Regions from separate parts of the Mus musculus genome. Here region 2 is linked to region 1. A link is a loop called in an ENCODE intact Hi-C map of the cell type or tissue named here. Cell type or tissue: gastrocnemius. All regions are shown on one strand. Links, peaks and the distances in the headings refer to the core of each region. The heading gives the core; the rest is flanking DNA. Region 1 overlaps Ankrd11 (ankyrin repeat domain 11). Region 2 holds the start of Cdh15 (cadherin 15).

Region 1 (8,000 bases), core at 1-8,000:
TTGAAAGGTTTTTACAGACAAATGCTTGCAGTGCCCTAGGCCAATAGCTTATCCTTTCCTGACCAGTGTTCCTCCAGCGCCCTCTGCTGATAATGTACAGTTTAGCACTCATCCTTGATGACAAATGCGGTCTACCCCAGTAACACAAGGGGTACCCTCCCACCCTCATTCCAGTCAGGGTTCCTAGTAGCAAATAGTGAGCGTCCTTTACTGTGCCCTCAAGTGGCAAGAAGCTGGCTGGCCTTAAATGACCAAACCGTACAAACTTTTCCTGTTTCCCAGACCCTGCTGCCAATGGCCCAGCCCACTGGAGGTGCGGCTTCCCCAGTGCTTAGTCAGGACTGAGGGCATCCTGCCAAGAACAGTACAGTTTTGTCTGTTGTGAGTCAGCCTGATGAAAAAGCTTGCCCTCCCAAGGCTGTCTATCAGTGTTGTGATGCTTATGCCGCAGCTAGATGCTGTAGGTGTTCAGATAGACCTCAAGATGGAACATGCCTGCGATCATGATGCCCAGGAGCTGTGGACAGGAGCATGTCCTGACCCCCTGTGACACTGGCGAGACTGGGACATAACAGACCTGGTTGTCTGAGCCGGTACCCTCATCTCAGACTGTAAGACCATCTCCACTCCCTCAGGGCCTCTTCCAGACCAGGTCTTTGGTGTTGACCACATACATCACCTGGTGAGGAAAGGCTCTTCCTCCCACTCTCGGTCTGGTCTCTGTAGAGTTCCCGAGGCCTGGTGTGACATCACAACCTTTTGATCCTGGAGCATGGGAAGCAAGTAGATTCTATGACCTGCAGGCCACCTAGGGCTACTTTAAAAAAAAAAAAAAAAAAAAAACCTTCGTTATGGAATTACGTGATTTGCTTAAAATTTGGTCTCTGTTGAAAATTTTTCCACTAATTTAAAAATCTATAAATTACCCTACCTACCTTTCTAGGGCTCACACAGAATCCACCTGCCCCATTGCGTATGAAGTCAAAACTGGCTTCCCAGTACAGTGCTTCCTTGGAAGAAGGGAGAGAATTAACTTTTTCCACCGCTGTGCCTTTGAGCCTCTTTTCGGGTCTGTACAGCGTTCGGTCGACTCATGAGTCTTAGACACCCACTGAAGCGTTCATTCCTCGGGGCTTGATCCCTCAGTTCTTCTGTGGGAGAGGAAAAACTGAGGGATTCTCTTGCCATTGGCTATATGGAACTCGGAATGCTTGGTGTAAGAGGCTGTGTGTGTGTACATGTGCACACACGCTAATGAGGCTTTTCTGTCCTCTTGCTCACTAGATGGTGTAACTCTGGGCTGCATATTGGCAGATGCTAGACCATGGCAAGTGAGAAAGCAGAGTGCATCTGTCTGCCAGGTCACTGACTCACAGGCTAGGGCTTGGCAGGGAAAGGGCGTGGCGTGGAGAACCTGCTGATTGCCCTAATAACCACAGTGTGACTGCTTGTGAACAACCAGAGCCAAATAAAATGCTTCATGGACTTGGTGGTTGGTCTGGTATATTTCTCAGCCATTTGCCCTTTCCATTTTTTTCTTCACAGAGAAGACTGTGGACTAGCAAAGAAAGTAATTTCAGTTTCAAATTGTGTATTTTCCATAATTCAGAGGCAGATGGTCTGGTGGGCAAACCAGAACAAAGTAATATATCTACTTGATACGAAGGCTCAGGACTGTTATTTAGCATTTATAGCAATGAGACATCAAAATTAGCCAATGTGAAAGGTGTTTGGGGTTAGAGCACAGCAGAGATCCTTAAGGAAGACAAGAGGAGGAGTGACAGACATGTGAGTATAGGAGCCAGGTAGTGTGCTCCCAGCTCCACACTGAGGGCCGTGAGCCCTTGCCTGTGCTACTTCTGCCTCATCTGTTAGGATCTTAGTATTAGGAGGGGCTTCTGCTCCCAGCTGCTGGTATCCAGGTCTCAGTGCATGCCTGGATTTGTATTTCTGTATTTTTCAATCTTTAGCATGCATTTAGCATAGTAAGGGGCAGCTTGTAGATCGTGCTGCCTGCCTGTTGTCTGGGTCGAGACGCTCACATCACTTGTGTTCTTCTGGACTCATGCGGTGCAGTGAGAACCAGTGTTCCCCTCAGTTAGAAATTGGGAAACGACCTGCAGAGGTCATAGAAGCCAAGTTATTGTTTTCTTGAGTCTGGCCTCACTGCCACGCTACAGGTGACTAGTCCATTTCTCAGAAGGAGGAACAAGGTCTAGAAGGCCACCGCGCATAGCTAAGAGGGTCACGCATCTCAGCACAGGCTTTCTTAATTATGGCTGCCCTAAAAATGAAACAAAAAGATACCACTAAGTCAGGAGTGCGGTTTGCAGTCACCACTGTTACTCAATGAGGTTGTGCTGCGTGTTGGGCTGCTGAGAACACTCTGTTGAACCCTCTACCTGCTGTGTTAGGATTGGGACTTGGTGACCAGAAATACTGTAGCTAAGTTACTCTAGATTCCACGACTTGCTCAGATATTTGATGGGGAGGTTGTTTTGGGATCTGTTACGGTGTTCACTGAACTTGTTCCTGGTAGGAATGATGGCAAACTGCTCTGGAGAGTTTCACTGGCACCTGCAAGGAATTTACTGCTGTTTAAAATACCACCATGAATCAAGACCACACCTGCTTCTGGATTCTGAAGGCCCATACTTGTAAAAAGTGGTCTTGTTGAAAAAACCTAGAATTAAAAGCCAAGAATAAGCCCACACTGCGACGTGGACACAAGTGCATTGTCTCAGTCAGGTGACAGGCCCTGGAGTCAGGCCTCAGACACTGCACAGTGCCTGTCTTTAGGACCCATTGTCTATAAAAGAAGGCAGTCGCTATTGAAAGACTCCAGGATTGCTGGTAGATTCTAAAACAATTCAGAAGGCAGAAACCTGTTCCTCCTCTAGTAGGGTTGGATATGTGCTTCCATATACACTGGCAGGACCGAGGGTTTCTGGCCCCCAAGAAGAGCAAAAGTAAGGCTCTGGATGCCAGAACTCCTTCGTCAGGATTGCAGACTACAGGGGACAAAGCTGTTCCAAAAGGTTCTGCAAGGGATAACCTTAGAACCCCACTCTGATCTGGACAGAGTGAAAACTAGTAAAATGAACTAGGAGAAAGAATTGAGATCAAACATCTGGAAATGAAAATTATCAGTAAAATTAAAAATTCAGTGGCCAGGGCTGGAGAGATGACTCAGCAGTTAAGAGCACTGACTGCTCTTCCAGAGGTTCTGAGTTCAATTCCCAGCAACCACATGGTGGCTCACAACCATCTGTAATGAGATCTGATGCCTTCTCTTGGTGTGTCTAGAGACAGCTACAGTGTATATTTTTAAAAAAACAAAAAAAAAAGCTGGACATAATGGCGCACGCCTTTAATCCCAGCACTCAGGAGGCGGATTTCTGAGTTCCAGGACAACCAGGGCTATATAGAGAAACCCTGTCTCGAAAAACCAAAAAAAAAAAAAAAAAAAAAAAAAGTATCACTGTGAGAAAACACTCACTAAACAAGTTTGAGGGCTTGAATTCATGCCCCAGAGCCTGTGTACAGATCCTGGGTGGCATGTGTACAATCCCAGAGCTGGAAAAGTAGAGACACGTGGATATCTGGAACCCACTGGCTAGCCAGCCTAACCTGCTTGGCAAAATCTCAGGCCAGTGAGAGGCCCTGTTCCCCCAGCCCCAAAAGACCCCAAGGTTGACCTTTGACATACTGATGCACGCCTGCACGCACACTGACAAAACGATCAGTGAATTCATTGTAGCTGAAGACATCTCCTGGACGGAGCCATGACTGAAGTAGAAAATAAAAGAGAGACAGAGACATATATATATATATAAATATAAATGGATCTTGTCAGAGCCTCAGGGAGCATTTGCTGTAGTGTGAGCAGAAAGACATTATTGAAGAGCACTGGCAGAGTCCTAGGCCCCTGGCACCCCAGCAGCCAGGAGCTGGGTTTGTTGCCCTTTCCATCAAGGACTCTGTCCCTGGGAAAGCATGCTCTGTCCTTGCTGCCTTTCCTCCATGGATGCCGTCAGAACAGGCTGCCAGTGCAAGCCACACCAGCAGTCCAGGTGAAGGGCAGTGCTGAGTGATAAAACACAACTGTCTTACCTCAGAGGCCTGGCATGAGACGTGTGGGTGAGGAGGAAGATCCTGCAGAGAAGCAGAGTGCAGCACATTCCCTGTCTCTGGGTGTCCATCCCTCCTGTTCTCAGACCTTGGGCGGTACCCAAAGCAAAGACTAAACAGCACAGTTTTAAAGGGGGACTGTTGGATCCAGTTGGACAGCTCTCCCTGCTGTGGACTCCACCTGCCACTTATTCAACTGTCACCTTGGAGCTCTCAGTGGTCTACTTCGCGGTGTAGCAGACAATATGTAACTGTGACAGTGGGTGTGGAGCTGGGTCACCCTCTTTTCAGGGGTGCAGGCCCATGTCAGGCAGCTCAGACAGTTTTGGACACAGAACTTTCAGTGTCCTTTGGTGTCCTTCTTTTACCCAGAAGCCTGATATAGTACCTCAGTCTGCTAAGCACTCAGGTTTGCCGGACTTTGAGACTGGGGAGTGAAATTGGACAGTTGTGCGTGCCAGTTGTTGCAGTGAAGAGACTTGAGGAGAAGCCCATTTCATAACTGTTGCCACCCACTCCCATTTAGACAAGGCTGATAATATTTAAGCTGTTCGGCTGAGAAGTTGCTGTTCAGTGGGAGGGGAGCAGAGCGGTTTTTGTGGTGTTGCCTGTCCCTGAGCATCTTTAAGAGGAGGTAACGTCCTCCCTGGTTGAGCCCGAGCCCAGCAGCAGCTGTTCTGCAGGATGAGCAAGCCGGTCTTGTGTGCTGCTCAAGGTAATGGCTCAGCCTTGAGCCTCTGAGTGACTGCTAAAGTACATGTGCCTCCGACTGCCTGAGGGTCCTTTGTTATCTTTAAAATAACAAGTATGTGGCCTGGCATGGCAGCAAACTCCTTTAATCTCAGGAGGCAGAGGCAGGCCCATTTCTTTAGTTCAAGGTTAGTCAGGGCTACATGGTAAGACGCTGTCTCAAACAAAAACCAAGCATGTTGGTATGTCATACGTGTGTATAATGCTGGCCCTTGTGGGGGCAGAGGCAGGGTGTAGGCGTTACAGCCTGGGCTCTATGAAACTGTTTTAAACAAACAAAACAAAGATGCCACCTCTAACTTAGTTGGCAGGGTTAGAGACTCAATACAGTGCCAAACTTTATAAAAATAAACTGTGCTCTCTGCTGTGAAGACACACTAACCCGCACTGTGCCAACCACAACCGCACAGAAGCAGAGCTGACCCTTGGCTGTCTCTTGGAATTGTTAGTGCACGTAGCAAATGTAATTTGCAGGAGTGTGTCACACATACTGTGCGCAGTCTTTCTGAGGGTGGCATGGTTTCTGAGATTCAGTTCTCATTAATTTTTTTTTAATTTTCTCATATTTATATATCATGGCTTATTTAAAATTAGCTGCTGTGGCCTAAAGTGTTTTGGGGGAGTTTTACCATGAATTGTTAAACAGGCGCGTGTCACCGCCTACAGGCTTATAACATTAAAAATCTTCTAAGTCACCAAGCCATGGATTTAGTTTTTAAGAAGGCAGTCTTGACATGCTTGTAAAGAGCTAACAGTCTGTCAGAACACTTGGTAGTAAGGTGTTGGAGGTTGGGGCCTGAAGACACCCAATTGGAAGAGAGGGACAAGTACTGACAAAGCTGAGGAAGTCTCCATCATGTGGTCACCTAGGCTGCTTTCTTAGAGTTGTCACCTGCTCTAGAGGCAGGCAGACACTGTTTTCAGAAGCCAGCCCATTCCTGCAGAGGGTTTCTTGACTGGAAAGGAAGACAAGTCCTACAGGTACCATCCCCAGGCTATGTAACTTGTACCCTGTGGCCTGGGGAACCTTGAATCCCGCTTAGCCCTGCTCCGGGGCTGACTCCAGATCTCCACCCACAAGACAGGTGCAGTGAGGCAGGATTCAAAGCGAGAGCCTTTGTGTTCCCAGGTCATGGACTCTGGGGGCGTCTTTCTCCATACCCCACCTCTAACGAGCAGCAGCACGGCCTTCAGTAGAGGTTGGCAGGCCATTTGTCAGTGGTCAGAGGCGCCCAGGACCTGCCTGTTAGGAGCGGTTAAGATGGAACAGCTGAGCTGTTACATCGTTCTTGTTAGTGCTCTGTGTTGATGCCTTTAGATGCCTCCAGCTCAGTCCATGTTGTGGTACTGCAAGGCTGGTACGGTCCTCGAAGCACCATGGCATGAAATGGAGGTTCCTAGAAGCAAGAAGAAAGGTACAGTACTGACAAGTTGGCCTTGATTTATTTACATATATTAAACTGTGTCTGCCATTTTATATGTGCACTGTTTGTTTGGAGGAGGGCTGGGAAGGAGTTTAACTGCAGACACGACTAATAATAGTGACCTGTCCCATGTGGGCCAGGCCAGTGATGTTGAACCATCCTACTGCCTTTGTGTGTGGCGCCTGTAGGAGCAAGTGGTTGATGGAGATGGAGACTTATCTGATGGGCTGACAACAGGGTATTACACTGTGTCTCTCACAGCTACTGCTCACAGAGTGGGGTGCTGCCAGTGCTCGCAGCACGGTCACTTCCCCTCATAGGCCTTCCTTGTTGCTCTGTAAGTGTTGGGTGGAATGAAGGGGCTCTGTAACGTTAGTTACAAATCCAGCTTTGAGGATTGGGCATGAAGTCTCCCCTCCCTTTCTCCCTCACCTGCCACACAGAGAAGCAGGGTCCCGAGCGGAAGAGGATCAAGAAGGAGCCTGTTGCCCGGAAGTCCGGGCTGTTGTTCGGCATGGGGCTGTCTGGGATCCGAGCTGGATACCCTCTCTCTGAGCGTCAGCAGGTGGCTCTGCTCATGCAGATGACTGCTGAGGAGTCTGCAAATAGTCCGGGTGAGCATGGGCACTTCACTGGTTGGTTCCTTGGATGGGGAGAGAGTGGCTCTACTTGGCAGTGGTCCTGTATGGATCCCCTTTCCATAATGAAAATGGTTGGGTCTTGAGGTTCCCATGAAACAAAGCTGCCTTCTGTAATGTCCTGCCTGTTTCCTCCTTGGCCTGCAGTAGACACAACACCAAAGCACCCTTCCCAGTCTACAGTGTGTCAGAAGGGGACCCCCAACTCTGCCTCAAAAACCAAAGATAAGGTGAACAAGAGAAATGAACGCGGAGAGACCCGCCTGCACCGAGCAGCTATCCGAGGGGATGCCCGGCGCATCAAGGAACTCATCAGTGAGGGCGCGGACGTGAACGTCAAGGACTTTGCAGGTAGGTCTGGGCCGAGCCCCGTGCGAGGGTGGGCCCCAGAACATTGGAAGAAGTGTGTTTGTGGAGTATGCTTGTTTCTGTGCTGACTGACAGCCACACAACACAGTTTGATTTGCCGCTAAATTAGTCTCTGGAAAAGTATTTCAGGATCTTTTTCTTATTGGGGGCGGGGGGGGTAATGGAGTACGCTTTAACTATTTCCTTCCACATCGGGAGGCCTTGGGCTAGTGATCTAAGTGTCCAGCAGAGGCCACTGCCACTCTGCTGCAGACTAAGCACACTTGCTGCTTCCTACAGAGGCTGGAGCCGCCTCCCTAGATGTGATATAGTGCAAGGCTCTTAACATTGAGTGGTTTTTGTGATTAGGGCACTTGGCTGCCTTTTGAAATGTGCTCCCCCACCATGGTGCAGCACACCAGGAGAACCATGTATTCACAGTGCAGTGACCACTGGAGGCCGAAGGGCTGGGGATGTGACCAGAATTCATCATACACATGTCTGAAATTCTGTCTCAGAGAGGAGAGTGAGGAGGACTCAGTCAAACTCAACTTCCCTGCTGCCTAGTTCATGATTGTTTGATTCTGTCTGATATAGCACATTAGTTTAAAACAGTTTTCATTTTCTGACTGTTAACCTGTGCACAAATTTTCTGCCCAAGTATAATTATTTCAAAAAGTTTTAAATCTGCAAACTTAGCAGGCTAGAT
Region 2 (11,911 bases), core at 1,982-9,981, 53 kb after region 1:
CAAGAGGAAAGACAGCAGCTGGTGGGGCCAGGGACTCAGTCGGAGACGGGGCCACTGAGTTAGAGCGGGAGGTAACATGTGTCCCTCTTCACCCTCACAGCTTGAATGTCACAAGTTAATGGTAACAGTGCCTGCTTTTATTAGAATAGACTAGGGAAGGGAGGGACCCTGCCCCTAAGCATCTAGGTCTACCTGACACACACACCCTAGCCTCCTGGGGTAGCCATGCACACAGCAGACACCTGGTCAGAAACCTCCCTCTGCCACCAGGCCTGGGGCTTGATTTTAAACACTTCCAGAAACCAGGTTAGGGAGCCCAAGAGTTGGTGGCTTCTCTGCTACAGTTGGCTGTGTGAACAGAGAGGGGCCATGCTCCGGATATCCCATGCGACTTCTTAATATTGCATTGCAGAAGGAATACCCAAGCATCCAGAGCCCTGGGCAATCAGGGCACCAAGGGGCTTCACCGAAGCTGATTTGCACAGTGGGACTTAGTGTCTGTGGTCTCCTTTGCTGGCCAGCCTGGTCTGTGACAAGGACTAGAGCATGGGACGGGACCAGGGAGGACATGCCCTACAGAAGCCATGGACAGAGATGCTCCAGGGCACAGGGTGTGACAGGGCTCAACTGAGAGGCTGGCTGGGGGAAAGGAATGGTCTATCCAATACGCCACGTGATTTTCATAACTGAATCTCAGTTCTGGAAACCCATTCTACCTCATCATACCCAGGAGCTTGGCAGTGACCTCTAACATGTTGAACCAGAGTTGGCTCAGAGGACAAAGATGCTCGCTTCCAAGTTGGATAACCTGAGTTTGATCTCTGGAAGCCAGATGGTAGATAGATAATTGACTCCTGTAACTTGTACTCTGACCTCAACATGATATTTCCTGCCACGGTAAATAGATGTAATTTAAAAGACTCAGTGCCCTGGAGAAAAGGGACCCCAGGAAAAGGGTAGACCCTCACACTGCCTCCAACCACCCAATAAACAATGTCTGCTGTAGGGATCTGATGTGTGTCTGCAGACAGGAGATGAAGCCAAGTCCCTAAGCTCAGAGGGAGCTCTACTGACACCCATTCTCCCCAAACCCACTGCCATTACCTGTGTACACTCACAGATAACCCCACCCCTCAGAGGGATTGACTAAGGCCAATCAAGTACATGGCAGAATGCATAGCAGTTCCCCAAAGGCATCGCCAACCTTCTCACACGGTTTTCATCCCATTTCTGATTGGACTTAACTGAGTGACCTGTCCTCCAATTGTTCCTTATTCCATCCCTTGATTTGGAGGGATGATGAGACCCGGTGTTCTGAGGATGCTGGGGACGCCCTTGCATCCCCTTGTCTTCATTCCCGAATGACTCCTCATCACAAAGCACACCCTGGCAGAGGCTGCCATATGTGGGGATGTTGGTCACATTCTGACCACATCCTCCATAGCACGTGTTGGCTAGGAACAAAACCTAGGGCATCCTCATGTGTCTAGGATGCTGGGAGGCTTTCAGGCCAAGGCTGGGCAGGGTACCGCCCGGCAGCATGTGTGCAAGTGCTGGCTGCAGAAGGCTCTAGCACATGGGGACTGCTAGGCTCGGAGATGCTCTCAGCATTTGTAGCCATCCCTGACTGCATTCCCCGAGGCCCACAGGAGGGTCCAGGGCAAGCAGAGGGGCTGACCCTTCAGAATCCTTGCTAGCCTGGCCTTCTTGAGCCAAGGGCAGCGCTTGGGAGATTTCAGCCTCTGTCTCAGGGCTGTTCACATGCCTTTTGTTTACATTTGTTTATCTTGGGGGTGGAGAGACATGCTACAGCACATGTGTGGAGGTCAGAGGGCAGCTTACAGGAGTCAGTTCGCTCCTTCCACTATGCAGGTTCTGGAAAAGCACTTGGGTCTTTAATAGCAAATTCCCCTACCTGCTGAGCCCTACCTGCTGATCTGTCTTGTTGGCTGGTACGTGCCTCCTTCAAGGTTCTGTCCTGCGGAGAGGTGCTTTCTAGATGTAATTCTCTGAATCTGTCCCGTCCATAGTTGCAGTCTCAGAGGACAGGGAGCAGGGCCATGCGTACCCTTCTGTCTCATTCCAGCTAATGTAACTACTCAGAGCCAGCAGCTTCCGTTGCTGTACCAGTATGCCAGTCTAGCCTTAGCAAGGTTGAGACCCAAGGGTCACAGTCTGTAGGGGTTGCTGTACAGAAGTGGCAGATCGCCGGGTGGGTAGGGCTCAGACTCCCAACAGCCCTCAATCCAGACGTCTCTCTGCTTTGAGGATTGTTTATGTCTTACATAGCCCAGGCTGGCCTCAGACTTACTATGCAGCTAAAGACGAGCCTGGACTGCTGCCTGGACTCCCCATGTGGACCCTCTACAGGCAGGTCACCTCTCCTTTCCTTCCAAGGGCAGATCCTTGGGCTGCCCCTGTGGAAGGACGAGCACTGGGTGGCCCTCAGGGCAGAGCAGGGCTAGGAGTGTGGAGGGCGGAGCCACCACACACAGACACGCCAGCCAGCACAGCATTGAGTGTGCCGGCCCCAGCCTCAGCATGTATCTATCCCAGGCAGCCAGAATGCCATCCTATCCTCAATATCACCATGGCTACCGGAGAGAAGCCCGCCCCCGACTACGCCCCTCAGAATGACAGGTCGGATGAGATCAGGAACTCCAAGGAGATCTCCTCATAGCGTTCATGCTTAGTGCTCACTGTGTGTCCACTCCTAGGGAAACTCCACTTGGCTCCACCCCAAGCGAGAGAACTGAGAGGCCCTGGCAGGGACCAGAAAGCAGGCCACATGGAGGTTGGAGTGATGGCTCAATGTTTAAAAGCAATTACCGCTCTTATAGAGGAGCAGGGTTTGGTTCCCAGAATCCACATGGTGGCTAACAGTCATCTATATGTAACTTCAGGCCCCGGGGGATCTCTGACACATCCTTCTGGCTTCCTCCAGTACAGCATGTATGTGGTACATATGCTTATACACACACCAGGCAAATCACGTAAAAATAAATCCAGTTTTAAAATTATAAGGAGGTTATGTGAATGGCACTTATACCCAAGGAGACTGGTGGGACTGGGCCAGATGGGCACCACACCTCCTCCCCAGAGCCCAGCGGCTCCCACGGCTCTATGTGCTTGTTCCATGCAGAGTGGACAACTTGCCTGCTGGCTATGCAGGCCCCTGGATCTGATCTATGGAGCCTCTGTGGAGGCTGGGGGTCACAGGAGGGAAATACAATGGCTGATTGGGTTGGGGGATGCTCTAAGGGCAGCAAGGAGCAATAGCCAGCCAGGCAGCCAGGCTTAGATTTCAGCCTCTCCACGTCCCTTCCTGCAGCACACATGGATGGCCAAGACTCAGGAAGGTACCAGTCCTGTGTGCACCTGCATCTAGCCTGCTTTGAGATCAAAGGTTTTGGCTCCACTTCTGCTCTCTTGTCCTGTTTCCCAGCCCAACTAAGGCACCACACTGGGAGCCCCTTGTTTGATGGGTGGGAGCCCATCCCACCAGTGGGGACCCCAGCCACCTACTCCTCAGCCCCTCAAGGCAGTGGAGGCCAGCTGCAGTAAAGTCCTGTCACCCACTTAGTCCTGGAATCCAGAGAGCAGAGGACCCTGTTCAAGACAGGAGGGTGAGCGTGGAGGGGCCAGAGTCCTCCTGTCTCTGTCCAGCTCTGTCCTCACAGATGGCACCTTGGCCTCAGAACCTGCCAAGGCCAGCATGCAGAGCCACTTTTAGGTCAGGGCAGTGTCCCTACCAGGCACACACCTGCCTGCCTGGCATGGGGAACCTGGGCCACAGCCTCCATGGACACAGGGGCTTTTTGCCTGAGCTCGGTGGCAGACCCTGAGATGTGCCTGAGCCGCTGCTTTGGGGGAAGTCTGGCTCTATCTTCCTCCCCTCAGGATAGTGTGTGGGTTGGGATCTGAGGCTCTTCATGACACCAAAGCCTGAGAGAAGGCGCCTTTCTCATAGCTCCGAGACAGGTCTAAAGAGGCTGAGCCATTTGCCCAAAGCCACACAGGCAGAGTTGGCACCAGAAGGCATGCCAGGCTGATGTCATCTGTAGTGTCTGCCCTGCCTTGGGGAGACCTGTTGAGAATGGGATTCCCAGGCTCTTTGAAGCCCCCGTGGCCTGGGAAGAACTTCCTCCCTCCCCCCCAGTCCTGTGGCCTCCATCAGCTGCCCCAGCCAGTGCCCACGGCCTTGGCACTCACCGGGTGTGGTCAAGGCAGGGCCTGGGAACCTTGGGTCCCTCGGCTGTCCACAGCCCAAGTTCACGAGGTCACAGAACCACAATGTCTTGGCAGGGCCTCGTGCCTAGATCAGAGGCTGCAGGGGAATGAGTGGGTGCCCAATGGGCAGGCCACAGCCAGCTTCCGGCTCATGGGAAGCATTTGTGTAGCCCATCCCATGTTCTCTCACCCTACCCACTTTCCAGAAGACGTGGCAGGCAGGGGGCAAGGCTAGGGGCCTCCTTGGGAAGCTAGGACATCTGGTGTTTAGGACAAAGCCACATGGCCACAGCTGGCTCACAGGCTTCCCACATTCAGAACAGAGGACAAGGACAGAGGCACCTGGAAGGTGACTTTGTGGCAGGTATTCCTACACGATCCACTCCTCTGACCCCCATACCAAACCAGATAGGAAATAGTTACAGACTTTCTTCCTTCAGTAGATACCCAATGTGCCCCACCTCATCCCTGGCCTGCTCTTGGCCAAGGACCAACCCAGACACAAGTTGGAAAGTCCTAGAGACATCTGGGGACATTGTTCGGCCAATTCCCTCTGGGGTCTTTCCTGATCCCCTCCCAACTCCAAGGAGTTGTGGGGTGACTAGAATCCTGCTATGCATGTAGTATGTGCTTGGGCCAGGCAAGAGGCTTTACCAACACTACCAATGGAATAGCATTAGCCATTGCCAGGGGCCAAGGAGAGAGCTGTCTAGCACTGGTGCACGCCCCTGCACTGATCCTGGGCAGAGGTTCTGGTGACAGGGAGATGGGACTGACTGGGAAGACACAAGTGCCCTAGCCACGAGAGCAAGGTGTGTGTTCCATCTTAACAGAGCTAATGGCCTTTGGGGTGGAGGGCAGGAAGCCCCCCTGCATTGACTTCCCACAGGCTTCTCAGGCCTGCACAGCTCCCACAGGCTGGAATCCATGGCCACCTCATTCCTGGACAGCCAGCATGCCAGGAATGAGCCCAGCTGTTGGCCTGGCCTAGGTGGCCCCACATTCCCACTGTGGGACCACCCTGTCCAGCTGCTGCAGTCATCAGAGGAGAATGGGGAGGGGGCAGACAGGCAGCTGTCCCTGCCGATCAGATTGGTCCTGCCTGCCTGCCTGCCTGCCAGCACAGGCTGGGCACAGTGCTCAGGACTGTGAGCAGCCTGCCTCCAGCCTGAGTCACTACAGGCTGCTGGCTGGACCTGCTAGAGATGAGGCTCTCTCTCAGTGTCAGTGACTAGTCCCCCAAAGTACTGCTGAGACCCATCTTTCCTGCAGACTCCACACGGCTTCATTGGTTCCTAGACAGAGGTGAGGTGGGCAGGCATCTCTCTGGACTATCCGTGATGCACCGCAACCCAGCTCAGGAGTAGCAATTAGAGAGACTGAACCCCAAGTGCAGGGGCTGAGGGGGTCATCTTTATGAGTGCTAGTACTAATGTGTGGATGATACTGGGATTAGAACCCCAGATCTCAAGCGTGCTTAGCAAGTGTTCTACTGGCTACAGCCTTGGCAGCTTTTAGTTTTCTTTTGAGGTGAGGTATCAGTAAATTGCCCAGGCTGGCCGTGAACTTGTGATCTTCCTGCTTCAGCTTCCTGAGCAGCTAAAATTTGAGGCCTGGCGGGGACCAGTTTTGAACGCAATACACCCCCTGGTGCTGCCATGGAGTTCTGGAAGCTCAGATTCCAGAGGGAGCCAGGATAGGGAGGCCATGGAGTGAGCTGCGAATCTGAATCCGTGCACAGCCCACTTCCAACCCCAAACAGAGGAGCCCAAGACAGAGCAGCTGGGCCAGGGTAGCCAGGGAAAAGCCCAGTAAGGAAGCAAGAATGACCAGACGGCAGCAGCCCCAGGACCTGGTGTGTGGACAAAAGCCTACAGAAGCACTAAAGCTGGGGGGGGGGCACATTTGGGGGAGGTAGGAAAAGTTCCCCAGGCACTGGAGCTAATTTGAGTGCTGCTGTGAAGTAAGTGCAGGAGGCCAGGCCTCGGGGCGGGGCGGGTCCTTGCCCCCACCTGACTGCCGGGGCCTCCAGATGCCTGGGGGGGGGGCAGTTGCCCTAGTGCAACAGAGAGGGGGGGCTTGGTGATGGAGGGGGAGAAGAATGCTACCCAACACTACCCACCCTCCAGCCTTGGGGGTGCTGTTACTGTAGCCAGTGGGGAGCAAATCCCAGCCCAGGGTATGGAGGGGGCTCTGATGGGTCAGGGCGTTATGCACAAGACTGGGGTTCTGTGTTGGGTCTTAACTAGCCTAGCAGATGTGCCCAGGTAAGGGAATGTGGGCCCCCAAAGCTGGGGTGTTGCTGGTTGGAAGTGTAGGGCTGATGACCCAGGGCCAGCTGCAAGGGGGGCTCTCTGGCCAGGCTCCTGTCAGCTGCCGAGAACTGAAACTTGAGTAGAGTTGCAAGGCTTTGTGGGAATTTGAGGGAACCAAGGAAGTCCTGAAGTGTGTTCCCGGAAGGGACGGACCCCCCACCACACACCCATGCAATGCTGGTTGACCTCTCTCCACACACAGCAATTCTTTGTGCTCGCCACCTGTTGCCTCTGGGCGCAGAGGCTGGCCACAGCCTCAGTGCACATCTCTGTGGAAAGGGACCCTGGCAGGGACCACAGAATCCACATTCCCGTTCTGGCCAGTCCAGGACCATTCAGCAGCCAGTCTGAGGACTGCCAACAGCAGGAAAAACTGGGGACCTGGGCTTTACCCATCCTTCTTTGTGCCATGTTAAGAAGACAGGGTACCAGAGACTGACTGATCTGGGGACCACAGATCACTCCATCTCCAGGCGGATCCAGGCACAGCCGCTGGCCCGGTCAGGTCAAAGGCAGTGTGAACTGAGAGTGTGTTGGGCTACTCTGGCCTGGAGTTATTTTCTCTGGATTCTTAGGTCCTGTAGGGAAGCGTTGCAGCTCCTCTAGGACCACTGGGTAGAGACTCAGGCACCACCAAGACCAACCAGGGGCATAAGTGTTACAGACACTGTGGCTTTCTGCCCCTTCTCTCTGCCTCGTGCTCTGGAATAGAAAGACCTCTCAAGACTGGCCACCCTTAGGCTCTGGGAGGCTCCAGGGAGCACCTGTGATATGCTTCCAGACTGAAGGGACAGCCCAATGGCTGTTCCCGTGCCTCAGAGATGCTTCCAGTCCTGAACCATTTTGCTCACTGATGTGCAGGTCAGTCGCCCTCCCTCTGGAAGCCCCTAAACACAGGACACCCCTTCCTACAATGCTTCAGAGAGTGCGGCCCACCCTGGACACTGCAGGCCGCAGCTCTCAGGTTCCCCCAAAGACACTCCAGGCCAGTGGTCCCAGGAAAGCTATCCCAAAGCTAGAGGAAGGGATGCCACAGGGCTTACAAGCTTACCTGGGCAAGCAGCCCGAGGGCGAGGAGCAGAGCAGAACCCATTGAGGCAGTGGCGGAAGAGCCGAGGACAAGTGGCCGACTGGGCGGCCGGTGGAACGGGCGGTGGTGCTTCTTCTACCCCCACGCTGAGAGCATTGGGCTGAGTGACAGCGCAAGTGCTTGGGGAGCAGGCCAAGGGACTGCACGTGTGTGGTGGGGCGGGGCCAGGGCGGGGTCTGGGCAGGGCTAGGGCTGAGTGACTGCATGGGGGGCAGAGTCATGGGCGGGATCAGAGATGAGTGACAGCACATGTAGGTGGGCCTGGACAGCCACAAGAGTGTAGTGTGAAAGATGCAAGGCAGAGCCAGAGCAAAGTGATGGGGGGGGGGGGGCGATCTGAGTGACAGCATATGTGATCAGTGCCTGAGGGAGGCTCTGTAAAGTTTTGAGGTCAGCACATGTGTTGTAGGGGGCTCCTGGACTGAGTGACAGCATGTAGGGGGGCGGGGAGTGGACATTGGGGAAGAACTCAGCATGCCGTAGGCTGGGACTGAGGCCTGTGGCAGCTGTCCAGAGAGACCCAAGCTTGTAGAAGAATGGAGGGAGCCAAGCACAGTAGCCCATACCTTTAATATTAATCCAGAGGCAGGCAGATCCCTATGAGTTAGAGGCCAGATTGCTCTACATAGTGAGTTCTAGGCCAGCCCAGACAATGTAGAAAAACTGTCTCAAAAAACAAAAAGCAAAACCAAAAAACCCCAAAGTGGCCCCTAACCCAGAGGAAGGAGCAGGAGGATTGGGGGTCACGTTTGGATTGCCTGTTCAGGTTTGCTCTTCCAGAACACATCAGAGGCTCCTGAAGGCTGAGTGAAGGGCAAGAAAGACTGGCATGTGGCTTATTCTTAAGGGGTTCAGGCCCAGGTCTCACCCCACGGGCCACTCTGCCTTTGGCCAGAGCTCCTTTGCCTACCCCCTGCATCTCCCGCCACACCACATGTATGCAGCAGTCACCATGATTTTGTGGGATATCTTCTTTGCTGATAGCTTCTGGATGGCCCTCGCTGACATCAGCCGGCCATGGGCGTGATCCTTCTGGCTTGCACTGAAGAAGGCAGGAGACGTTACTGGATCCAAGGCCCAAGACAGGCACGAAGGGAGGGTGCCTGGTCCCTGCTGGTCCACTCCACTGTCCTGGACAGATCCCGCGGGCATTGGTAGAGACTTGGTTGATTTACATACATGACTGAGGTCCCAGTCCCTGACTAGAAAGGCTGCACCAGGCTTGTGCCCATGTTTCCTGAACCCCGTCAGCTTAGCCAGAGTTCCCAGCCCCTTCCCCAGGCAGTGTGTGGCCCAGTGGCCAGGGACTCCAGGCTGGTTGGGCTTTCCCTCCTCACTCTCTCCCTCAGGCCTCCATTGGTCCAGTGGCTTTAAACTACCCACAAGCTAGAGGCTTTCCAACTTGCCTGCGCTCACACCCATCTGACCCTATGCTGATCCGACCCCAATAGATCTGTATCAGCCTGGATGAAGACGTCCAGGTGGCTCTTGGTCCACCACAACACCTTTCCCCCCATTCTGCCCCAACAGCCGTTCTGACGCACAGCTGTTAGTTCACCTCCAAGTGCTCTTTGTCCACCCCTTTCCTCCACGGTCACCATGCTCTTTGAGGTGCCCTGCCTGGAGCATGCTTTCCTTCCGCTGTTACTTAGAGAACTCCTACGCATCCCTCAATGCCCAGCTCCACGGCTTCGGTCAAGGGAACACCCTCCCATCTCAACCAAGGTTGTTCCTTCCTCCTCTGGCCTCCTGCTGGGTGCAGCCCCTATATGGCTGGCCCTATATGCTGTCCTCTGGACTTGGGAGAAGGACAGGAAGAGGGGGGAGAGAGGAAGGATGTGGGGGAGATGGGGAAAGAGGGAGAGAGAATGAGAATTCCCACACGAGATCCTGCAGAGCAGATGAAACAGTCTGTAAACCCAGCACTGAGGGAAATAGGGAAGGAACTCATACAGGGCAGGAACCTGTAGGCAGGAGCCGATTCTGAGTTCATGAAAGAGTACAGCTTACTGGCTTGCTCTTTCTCACAGAACCTAGGACCACCAGCCCAGGAGTGACCCCACCCATCTGGATCCTCCCCCATCCATCACTACAGCCCTGGCTGCAGCCCAGTCTTCTAGAGGCATTCTCTCAGTTGAGGCTCCCTCCTCTCTGAGGACTCTAGCTTAAGTCCAACTGACACAGAAAGACCCAGCACAGTAGCCGGAGTCACATGTGGGTCCCTGGACTAGCCTGTCACCAGCACCTACCACTCTGCTGTTTGATGGGATGGTCGACTCTTCCTTCCTTTACATTGTCAGGTGTTTTACCACAGTGACAGAACAGAGCAGGGTTGACACCATCTATGCCTGGGGGGGGGGGTGGCCAGACTGTGTGTGTGGGAGCAGCCCTAATATTGATCTCCCCCACACATGAGAGGGTGGGGGAAGAGACCCCTTCAGGAGGACAGCCCCTTGGGGGCTCTGATGGCAAAGTTCTCTGGATGCCTGTGGGCCTCTGCCTCATGTTTCAGGTCCAGGAGTAAAACATACCCCATCCCTCCACATGGGAAGACACTCAGGGAGACTCGCCCCTGCTTCCCAGCCTTGCTTTAACTTGTTGCCTCAGACTGGGACTCAGGCCAAGCCCTTCTTTGGAGGAGTCTCTATGGCCCGGGGCCAGGGACCAGTCTCTGGGGAGCATATCTTCCCCAGGCCAGGTTCTTCTACACAGGAGTAGAGAGAGTGTGCTGGGTTCCCTAGACAAAGGTCCTGAGGGCGGTGTCAGAGGGGACAGTTGTCTGAGAAAGAGTTCTCTTCACTGTCAGATGTGAGGCTATCACCGACTCTCCTTTAAGACCACAAACCTCTAGCTGTGGCCCACTGTGACCCCCACACTGGGTAGCTCCAGACAGTCCCAGCAATGTCCCACCCTTCATGATCCCAGGTGTTAGGGGACAGAAACAGGCAGGGGAACCCTGGGTCCTGCACCCATGCTGCTGAGCCACCTCTTCAGATCTTCCCAGACTGAAGATACTCACTGGAACCCATAGGCCCCTTGCAGCCCAAGCCCTGATAAGAGTCTAGCTCTCTCAGGCTCCCCTGGGTAACCCTCTTTTCTGGCTTCTGTCTACCCCAAAGGCCTTGTGGCCAGAGGTCTCTGCTCACTGTTTTTGTTTGTTTAAACTTTTATTTATTTACTTATTTATTTATTTTGGTTTTTCGAGACGGTTTCTCTGTATAGCCCTGGCTGTCCTGGAATTCACTTTGTAGACCAGGCTGGCCTTGAACTCAGAAATCTGCCTGCCTCTGCCTCACGAGTGCTGGTTAAAAATTTATTTATTTAATGTATATGAGTACATAGTCTCTATCTTCATGCACACCAGAAGAGGGCATCAGATCTCATTACAGATGGTTGTGAGCCACTATGTGGTTGCTGGGAATTGAACTCAGGACCTCTGAAAGAGCAGTTGGTGCTTTTAACTGCTGAGCCATCTCTCCAGCCCCCTTCTGCTCACTGTTAAGAGATGCATCCATTCAAAGGAAAGGAAGCAGTCGTGGGCAGCCCAGTTTGTCTGTGAGAGCATAATTGAGGATGGGCAGGGACCAATCTGGGGGATTATCTTTAGTTAAAGAATTTTCAAGGCTAAGGTGATTCTAGCTTTTAATCCCAGCACTAAGGTGGCAGAGGCAGGTGGATTTTTATGGGTTTGAAACCAGATTATAGGGTAAAAAGCTCAAAAGCTTGAAATCCCACCAATCTCTGAGCTCAAAAATCCCACCAATCCCTACCCTGGAAACCTCCAGCCTGGAAGACTCTGTCCCCAAGAAACCCTCTATCAGCCTGCCTACTGCTTAGTTGTCAGCTGCTTCTCACCTGAGCAGAGGCAGCCATTCTCCTGTGGTTTTCCCAATAAATCTCTTGTGTGAGGTTAGTTGTGCAGTGTGACTTGTGTTTGTTGAGCAGTATGACTTTGTGGCATCCCTAGGCTCCCAACTACCAGGCTACCTTTCCCTTCAGAGCTGTAACACTTGCTGCGAGGAAATCTTCCAACCCTGGAGCAGAGTTGTAACACTTATTTTGATACTATAACTCAGAGAGGCTCTCCTGGTGCCTGCACTTCCCCTCGGGGTCTAAGCTGCAATAGGACCCGATCCTTCTTATCCAGTCCACCCACAACAGGCTTATCTTTCAGCTCATCAATGGTTTAGCAGCCCACCCATCAGCAGTAATTTGGTAAGTTCCCTCTTTAGGTGGAGGCACTCCCAACTGGCCATCTTAACTGAGCCCCACTCCC

Evidence for each region. Peaks named below come from ENCODE experiments on the same cell type or tissue, not always from the same donor. Only the 100,000 strongest peaks of a DNase experiment are listed, where the experiment ranks them.
Region 2: a loop joins it to region 1, with 2.1 times the contacts of the local background. A loop is called at or near these places in 2 of 42 quality-filtered maps.

The regions. Positions count from the first base shown.
Region 1 is chr8:122,898,898-122,906,897 of GRCm38, reverse strand. It overlaps Ankrd11 (ankyrin repeat domain 11), which reads left to right. Exons shown (of 13, transcript NM_001081379.2): 5 at 6,749-6,919; 6 at 7,091-7,294. It overlaps Gm39273 (a long non-coding RNA gene), which reads right to left. Exons shown (of 4, transcript XR_003947488.1): 2 at 936-6,278; 3 at 1-817. Among named protein-coding and RNA genes, the nearest start is that of Gm39272, 31 kb to the left of the region's middle. In gastrocnemius, for the core only: no CTCF peak of the experiment used is centred there; DNase peaks (open chromatin) are centred at 107 and 308; H3K4me3 peaks cover 696 bases; H3K27ac peaks cover 5,960 bases.
Region 2 is chr8:122,844,215-122,856,125 of GRCm38, reverse strand. It overlaps Cdh15 (cadherin 15), which reads right to left and starts at 7,752. Exons shown (of 14, transcript NM_007662.2): 1 at 7,597-7,752. The coding sequence starts at 7,638. In gastrocnemius, for the core only: no CTCF peak of the experiment used is centred there; DNase peaks (open chromatin) are centred at 4,031, 5,338, 7,793, 8,102 and 2 more places; H3K4me3 peaks cover 2,011 bases; H3K27ac peaks cover 1,106 bases.